2 separate regions of the Mus musculus genome follow, and region 1 is linked to region 2. The links are chromatin loops, found by intact Hi-C in ENCODE. Cell type or tissue: left cerebral cortex. All regions are shown on one strand. Links, peaks and the distances in the headings refer to the core of each region. The heading gives the core; the rest is flanking DNA.

Region 1 (4,381 bases), core at 127-4,126, 73 kb after region 2:
TCTGACACTGGCTGAGCGTGGGCTGCCATTTGATTCTAGCAGCCTAGCTCCCGGTTTGTGTTGGGTGGAGGTATGGACACAGAGAGAGAGGTGCCCCTTGGTGCTCAGCATGGCCTACCCGATAGCAAAAGCCTGAAAGCAACCTGTTGTTTCCAAAGTGATCCCTAAATCTCTTTCCCTCCCCCTCTGCTTGCCCTGGCCCCCAGTGAGGCCTTCCGTGGTGGGGGTACCTTCCCTTCACCCTGCACCTCTTGTAGCTTCCTTGGCTTTACCTCAGTTGGCCCACCTCTCACACTAGAACTGGGGGTGATGGCTTCAGGAGAGAGAGCTTGCTGGGAGTTGCAAGCCCTTCAGCTGGTCTGAAGGGGAGTTTCCTGGATGACTGTTCGAGTCCATTTTGGTTCTTTTCGCTGCCTTCAGGACCGGCGCTCCCTAGAGTCCTTCCTGCCTTTGCCAACACAACTACAGCCCTCATGGTATCTGACAGAAGTGTAAAAGCTCAGACTGTATGCACCCTGCTCAGTCCCTCCAAGGCCCAGGCCTCCTGCAACCAACTAGGCCTACATTTCTCCCTCAGTTCCCACCATGGCAAATTCCAGAGACAGCTATGTGCTAGCTGCTGCTGGAGACTCTGTGCTGTGTGCTAAGATCAACATGCTGTCTAGAAACAAGAATTCCTCACTTGGGAGCCATGGTGGGTTCCTCTAGCTGGCTGGATCTGTTGTGAATTTCTCACTTCTGTGTTCCTTTCTCTGAAGGTTCCATGAATTTCAGGTTTCAGTAAACTTAATTCAGCACCTACCAGACACCATCGTTCCATCTGCACAGTCCCTGTCCCTGGGCACACCAGAGGATCCCACATCTGCACAGTCCCTGTCCCTGGGCACACCAGAGGATCCCACATCTGCACAGTCCCTGTCCCTCGGCACACCGGAGGATCCCACATCTGCACAGTCCCTGTCCCTCGGCACACCAGAGGATCCCACATCTGCACAGTCCCTGTCCCTCGGCACACCGGAGGATCCCACAGCTGCACAGTCCCTGTCCCTGGGCACACCGGAGGATCCCACAGCTGGGACAAGTGTGCTTCCTTTACTAAGGCTGGTGTTAACAAATGGAACTGGCTGGCTTCCAGCAATGGGGGTTTATTCCTGTGTAGGTCAGGAGGCGAGCATCTAAACCAAGGCATCACTGGGCCTCAATTCTCCTGAGGGACTCCATTCCACAACTCTCTCCAAGCCTCTGCAAGTGGCTCACGGTCCCTGGTTGTATGCAGGATTCCAACACCTGCCTCCATTGTCACGTGACCATCTTCTTGAAGATACCAGGAATGACAGATTCAGAGCTCAGCCTACTCTGCAAATATTATCACCTTTGAAGAACTGGGTTACAATGTCAATGCTTTGGGATTTTGGGGGCGGGTGGGGGTGGGGAGGGGACGCAGCATACCCTTTAAGACCCACTAACAATGGAATCAGACCACAGACTCAGGTCTGATGGCATATCCTTGCTCTTTGTGCCTGAAGCTGATGACAGCGGAAGCCAGCATTTCAAGTGGCAACAGCAGTGTTGTTCTTGGTGATTATAAATCACAAGAGCCCCACAAGGCAGGCATTGAGATACCCCCACTTTAGGGTCTCTTTATATATGTAGCCCAGGCTGTCCCCAAATTCAAAATTCTGCTCCAGCATCCTTCATGCTGGGATTGCAGGTCTGTGCCACCATGTCAGGACCGAATTCCTTTTAAAGGTGAGAAATTGGGGGTTGGGAGGGAGGGGGCTCACACTCAAGGCCACAGGATCTCATAGGAGCAGAGCTGGGACTTAAGCTGCTGTCCTTGACACCCCACTGAATCTCCTGAAGACCTGCCTTGCTAAGAACACGGTGCAATGTGCATATATGTTGGTGAAGCACCCCTGGGAACCTTTCAAACAGACCACTGGGCTGGCGGTGATTACTGCAAACCCCAGCAGAAAGGGAAAACTTGGAAAATCCTTCATGGAAGAAAGGACTTCTCAGGGCTAGGTTTAGCAGCGCAGAGACAAGGCTGGGGGTGGTAGGGTTCTGTCTGACTAATTCAAAGCTCTCTTCTCGAGTAGATGAGATAAGAAGGGGGCTTGCTGTTTACTGAGAACCCAAGCTGGGGTGAGTCTGTGTGGACTTAACCTCCTGGCCCCTGCTCCAGCAGAAATGTACTTTGAAAGCTTCATTCCTCTCATGAGGAGGGACATCTCAGTAGGGGGTGGAAGCCTGAAGAAAGGGGACCAGCTGAGCAGGCCCAGTGCCTTCTTCTTCCCACGGATCCGGAGCCAGCCTGTGCCCCAGCCCAGAACCCAGAACACTGAGCGGTGAAACGGCCTGCCAAAGGCCGACCTAGATCCATCCTAATATCCAGAGCAAATGACTCCCAGGGAGCCAGTTCCGTTGCCAGGGGCCTGTTGTCTGCGTCAGGCAGTCAGCTGTCACAGTTGAATGACATTTGACAATTGGATAATACTTGTATTTTTAGGCATGGGTCACAGAATCCTTTTGTCTACTGCCAGGGCTGCCCCCACACTGGGACTCTAAGGAACAGAACCTCTGGGTGCCTGAAATTCATGCTTCAGTAAAAGTGGGTGGGTGGTGTCTGCCAGGCTAGACAGCGTGTCCCAGGGTGAGAAGACCTCTACCAAGGACATAGGGGTCTCTTTGGTGTCTTGGCAGAGCATGGTCACTGTAGCTGGTGCTAACCCACAAACGGCCAAGTTTATAACTTCATGGCCCTGCAGAAAAGAAGGCATACAGGTTGGTTCCTCTGCACAGGGTAGGGGGACTGGGCTGTGGCAATGGTGACAGGAAACAGGTGTTCAGCCAGCCAAGCTAGCAAGGTCAGCAAGAGCTATGAATGCTACAGGCGGGTGGGCAGCCAGCATGAAGTGGGGTGAGAAATGAGCTCTGAGGATTCCAGTCAAGAAGGTGTTCAGAAATAGAAGGTCCATATTAAGGACCAGGCACTGATCACACAAGGACAAAGCTGGGCCCCAGGGTCTCAAGCAGGGCCCCTCAACTTTGGCATTTGACCTGCAGAGCTGGCTCGTTCTTTGTCCTGGGTAGCCAACTGTCTTCTCCATTGTTGGCCATTCAGTAGCATTTCTAGCCTCTCCCCAGCCATGACAATGAATCATGTCCCTAGACATTTCTAAATGTTTCCAGGACAGAGGCATGAAACTGTCCCCTGTAGAGTCTTAGAAGAATCTGGAGGTTTGGGGACAGAGGGCAGACTACAGGGATGGACATGAATAATGGCCCAGGCTGTGGGACAAGGGACCCACTCTCCACTCACCCTTTGTGCTTTAGTTAGGGCCCTGGGGCAAGCGTAGGGCGCCTCAGGCCCCTGTTCCCACAGAGGACACACAGGAAGGTGTCACAGGTGAAGGGAAAGGCTGGAGGCTGCTGGAAGACCTGGCTTAGAAATAGCAGGACAACGGTATCCTTGGTTTCCCCTTCTGTATAATGGGAAGAACAGCTCCTCTCTCACAGAGACCCCGCAGAGGTTAGCAGCACTTCTGTGCCTGCTGTTGGGGGAGTCGGCCAGCAAGGCTGCTACTGCCATAGCTGGTTCTCATGTCTTCCACCGTGATCCAGACATGGCTCCTCCCATCCCCAAGTGTCAACTGCTTCTCTCATTCCCCTGAACTCTAACCACCGCAGGCAACTGTGGCGTGTCTCCTACACTAAGCCAGTGTGCATTTCCATTCTGCTCATGAGACTTCTCAGAGTTTGTCTCAAGGTTCTGGTGAGAGAATGAGCCTGCCATCGAAGTAGCAGGTCTCAGAAGTGTTTCTCGTGGGAGGCTGTGAAGTGCTACCACCACAGGTATGCTGTTGTGGCTTGTTTGATGAGCAAGACACCGCTTGCAGGGAATGGGTCTGAGCTAGACCAGGGCAGGAGTCAGGCAGCATCCAGGACGGCAGGAAGTAGACATGGCTGCATATAACCTGCTTTGGGTTCCAAAGAGGGAAACAAAATCTCAGCGAAAGCCTGTCGCGCCCACCTCGTCTGGCAAGGAAGACACAACACGGTCGGATTCTTCTCAACAGCCTTTATTGCAGGAACGGCTTGATGCTGCTACAGGGAACCCGGGTTCCCAGGGAGGTCTGCTTATATGCCCCCCAAGCACAGGGAAAGGCTTCGTGGCCCCCTGGGATTGGTCAGTCTGCCGGCATCTAATTTGCATGCACCCGCTCGGGAGGGGTTGGCGCCAGATTCAGGCTAGCGCCTGCCCAGTGGTATTGTTTACCACAAAGGCACACTGGAAACCTGTGCCATCTTAGAGTTGGCTTCCTACAAAAGCCCATCTGTAGTGGGAAGGAGAGGTAACAGCTTCCCCGGGACCAGTCAC
Region 2 (4,381 bases), core at 194-4,193:
GTCCTGTCAGGTTCCTGAGCATCTGCCCCTATATCCCACCCCTTGCCTGGCCATAGGTGGGAGGGAAGCACCCCCTGAATGTCAGAATGCTGGCCCCCTCCTGTATCTTTTATTCTGGAAACCCCATGTGGGAAGGAGACCTCCTTTGGTCTAGTGTGTGTCTTCTGGGGCTCTATGCAACAGTCCCTCAGCCTTTCAATAAAAATTTACTGAGCTCAGTGAGGACTCAGGCAGCAGTGCTGGCAAGGATCCACCCTCACAAGCAAAGCTGATGAGTCTGGGACAGAGAGGCCACCAGGCAGAGGGAGAAATATGTGGGAGGCACAGACTGTACCAGGGACAGCAGCCAGTGATCAGGGACATCAGCAGAGAGGGAGGGGAGGAGGGAGAGGGAAAGAAGAGATTGCAATGATGCTCCAGCCTCGAAGACTCCTGTGTCACACACACACACAAAGACACACACACACAGAGACACACAGAGACACACACACAAACAGACATACACAAACACACACAGAGACACACTCACAGACACACACATACAAAGACACACACACACACACATAGACATACACAAACACACACACAGACAGGACATCTATCGGTTGCTGGAGACATTGCATGTTTTACAATGGGAGGACAGAAGCTATTGGCATCTAGGTTTCAGAGGCCAGCACACTACTGTCCAGCTGCAAAGCACAGAGCAGACCTGACAGAGTGTTGCTCCTAGCACAAGAGCCACAGGGATGAGGCAAAAAGCCTGACCCAGAGGAAGAGGCCACTGGATCTAGAGCCAGCAGAGTCAGAAGTGATCCCCCCCCCCCACACACACACTTAACTTGCAGATGGTCCCCAACCCAAGACCATTCAATATCTATTTTCCCACTTTCAACCATACAGTCGAAACCCCTGCTTGCATGTAAACCTGGCTCCTCCCCCCCAGCCAGCCATGTGCAGCCAATCACCTCTAGGCACTGAGCTTTGCTAACTTCCACGCAGTAGGAATGAGTGTGGCCTCTGCAGGCTAGAGATAGCAATGTACAGGCTGGCCAGTGCCTCGAATGCCACCCGTGACTGTGACAGACTCTGGCCTGCAGAGCTGAAAGATAAGAGGGCCGTGACAATCTATCCCAGCAGCCAGAGGTATCCTGCCCAGCACCTCATGGCACGGAGGCTCCGACTGTCAGGGCAGCTGACATTCTAAGCGCTTGCCATCCTCCCGCCCTTGGCTTTAGCGTGTAGCAGACGCACCGTGCATCTGGTTCTATTGTGGAATTAAGGGTGCAGAAAAAGCAGGAACTTTCGGAACAGGGGGTTCTGATGCCAAAGCAGACACCCTGTGAAAATGTGCCCGATCTCTCATGGAGATCAAGACAGTCACCATCACCATGAACGCTTCCCACACTCGCCTGGCTTCCACCAGATAGTATCAGACCCTCCATTTCTTCTCAAGAACTACAGTAAAAGAAAGCATCTTGGGAGGAAAAAGTGTTGGCTAGCTAGAGTGGACCACAGGGGGCTGTGATCATCTCTGGTCCCTAGTAACAACACCCACTCTGGGCTAAGCACAAGTGGGTGCTTCCTGTCCATCTGGGGCTTGGCCCCCATGAAGGAAACCACCTGTCAGCTCCTGGGTGCCAGATGCCTCACAAGCCTGCCAGTGGCTCCTTCCAGACTCTTCCACCCACCCAGTTCTGCACATAGAAGGCTCCTGCCTTATTACCACTAATAAGAAGGCACCTTGATAGCCACAGCCTGCATCAGAAAGGAAATGAAACCCAAACAGCAGCATGTTCCATGGAAATGTCCCTGGCCACAGCAGCTGCCTCCTCTCCCTGGAGGCTCCTTATTTGCAGGAACAAATGCTTCTTTAGCAGAAAGCCACCAAAGGGACCCACTCACGGGGAGGCTGCACCTGCCTCTTGCAAAGTAGCACCCTCAGAAAAAAAAAACAAAAAACAAAAAACAATCCAGTCATGGTTCAGAGTCCCAGAATTCAATTCCTGTCTCCTGTGACCCAGTGTCTCTCCAGGTAGGCGCATGTCCCAGGATGATGTCGTTAGAAGTGGGGATGAGAGAGAAGATACAAAGACCTGACCAGAGCTGGAGGGACCAGAGGGACAAACCAAGCTGCCAAGAGCAGAGAAGCCACCACAGGGGGGCACTCTCATAGCACAGGGCACCGTGAGCCAGCACTGGGCACAGGAGAGGTGGGGGCACAAAGAGGGGAAAGTGACATTAAAGGTATATTATACAGATGTCCTAAAAGCAAGGAGAGAGCGCATAGGGTGCCTGCCAGGCTCCTGTTACCAGTCATGGTGTGATTTCTACCCATGACTGTGTTCCACATCACTGCAGGCCTGGGAACGGCTCCCAAAGGCGTTCAGGGCCTAGGGGGTAGAGTTGAGGAGCCAGCGTGGTCACTGAGTGTCAGCCCCCCCAGGCCCCCCCCCCCAGCTCCAGTCTGAGCTCAGCACCTAATCAGAAAAACCCAGAAAAAACAATCCATCCGTGGGAACTGAGTCACACGAGGCAGGTGCAGGGAGATGATTTGATTTCTCCTCTGTGTTTTTGATACCATCCGTAGACAGTGGACATGTACCTCTCTGCAAACCAGAAAGGATGCTATTTTTACAAGTCTCTAGAGAGTTCACCGCCTCTCCTAGAATCGCTTAAAATAACAGCCCCAACTTCACTAGCACCATCTCCGACCAGCTCCGTGACAAGAGGCTCACTGTCCACAGGAAGGCAAAGAGAAGCAGGACACTGACAAAAACAGAGGTGAGGATGGAAGAGGAAATGCCCCTGACTGTGCAGGTGAGGAAGGGGCCACAGGCTAGGGAATGCAAGAGGCCCCTACAAGTTAATGGCAGCAAGAAACCAGGTGAACAATACCTTGACTGTCACCAGGGACTGTCAGACTCTGATCTGCAAAAATGAGATAATGGTGCCATTGGATGCAGTTGTGACAATATAGATGTATTACTGTATGTATGTATACATGCATACACACACACACACACACACACACACACACACACGCACGCACACCAGGGTACTGGGAGTCGTTGGCTCTCAGGGCAGCTGCTGAACTCAGCATGCAGCAGACTCCATGAGTCTGCCCTATTACACCAGGGTTAAGGATGCAGAGAATATGAGGACACTCAGAGCAAGAAGCTTGGGTGCTTGAATCCCGAGACCCATGACACTGGCTCCTCAACTTCCAGGAAGGGACTTTCTCCTGCACTGACTGTCCCCTTGTTACTAGACCACACCTTGACTTTAAATAGGCTCAGGTGCAAGTCTCTGAATACTGTGTCCTCACACAGTCTCAAGGGGCACCAAACACCCTCCAATCCCACCTGCTCTCAGATCCCAGGGCTGGCACCTGCAAGGCTCTCAAAGGGGCCAGGACTGGCTGACAGGGAGACCAAGAAGACTGGGAGAGGCAGGAGCTCAGAACAGCAGGTACCAGAGAGCCATGAGACAGGCAAGAGCATAACTTTTCTGGTCCCCACACAGGACACCAGCCGTGTGCCAAAACCAGGTAGCAGGAACCACAGAAAAGTGAGCAGCAAAGCCAAGTGCAGGCTGAAGATGGAGGATAGAGAGGAACACACGTGAGGGAACGGAGCAGCCAGAAAAATGGCGAACAGGAACAGAAGGGAATGAAGACACCCTCCTTCCTTCCCTCCCTCCGTCCTTCTTCCTCCCTCCATCTCTCCTTGCCCACCCCTTCCTCCTTTTCAAACCTTCTCTGATTTGTCTTTTAATCAGCTCAAATGCACACACACATCTAAGCCCCTCACCCCCATCCCAACCCTGGTCTACTAAGCTGTGGTCTTCATCAGAGATCTCTCTGTATCCAAGCTCAGCCTGACCCTGGTGAGTGAGGTGTAGGGTGTACAGGCCCAGGCCAGCTCAGAGGTCAGAGGCATCCACCCCTGCTCTGCTTGGGAAAGGAAAGAACAAAATAGTACAAGGTTCAGCCCTTGCTCAGATGTCCCTGGTTGAGGATGGGGCCCAGGCTCGTTGGGGACCCAGAGGTCTGGGGTCGTCCACAGGATTACAGTCTCCAGGGAACAGTAGGAAGGAGGACAGGGGAAAGTGGGCCCAGTGCCTCCTAATCCTGCCAGTTCTCAGCATGCTCAGGCCTGCTGAATGCCAACAAGAGGTACCAATCTCATCATGTAGCTAGGATGGTGAGGATGGGGGAGGGTGGGCTGGAAGTCTCCTGCGAGCTGCTTTCTCCCCAGCACCTTCCACCTCCTGTCCAGGCAGCCAGAGCCCTTGGCATCCTTAGCCCGGTCATAGTCCAAAGTAAGGTGAATAGGCCCACACTTCTGGCAGAGGCAGCGCTCTGTTAACAAATATTTTGCCT

Evidence for each region. Hi-C counts contacts between places; a loop is a spot of excess contacts. Peaks named below come from ENCODE experiments on the same cell type or tissue, not always from the same donor. Only the 100,000 strongest peaks of a DNase experiment are listed, where the experiment ranks them.
Region 1: it touches region 2 in a loop (2.4-fold over the local background); 1 of 42 quality-filtered maps calls a loop at or near these places.

Annotation. Positions count from the first base shown.
Region 1 is chr12:104,910,352-104,914,732 of GRCm38, forward strand. No RefSeq gene overlaps it. Among named protein-coding and RNA genes, the nearest start is that of Clmn, 47 kb to the left of the region's middle. In left cerebral cortex, for the core only: no CTCF peak of the experiment used is centred there; a DNase peak (open chromatin) is centred at 2,359; H3K27ac peaks cover 1,274 bases.
Region 2 is chr12:104,837,030-104,841,410 of GRCm38, forward strand. All of the region lies in intron 1 of Clmn (calmin), which reads right to left. Among named protein-coding and RNA genes, the nearest start is that of Clmn, 26 kb to the right of the region's middle. In left cerebral cortex, for the core only: CTCF peaks have their summits at 601 and 2,153 (motif pointing right); DNase peaks (open chromatin) are centred at 289, 586, 1,099 and 2,155; H3K27ac peaks cover 2,207 bases.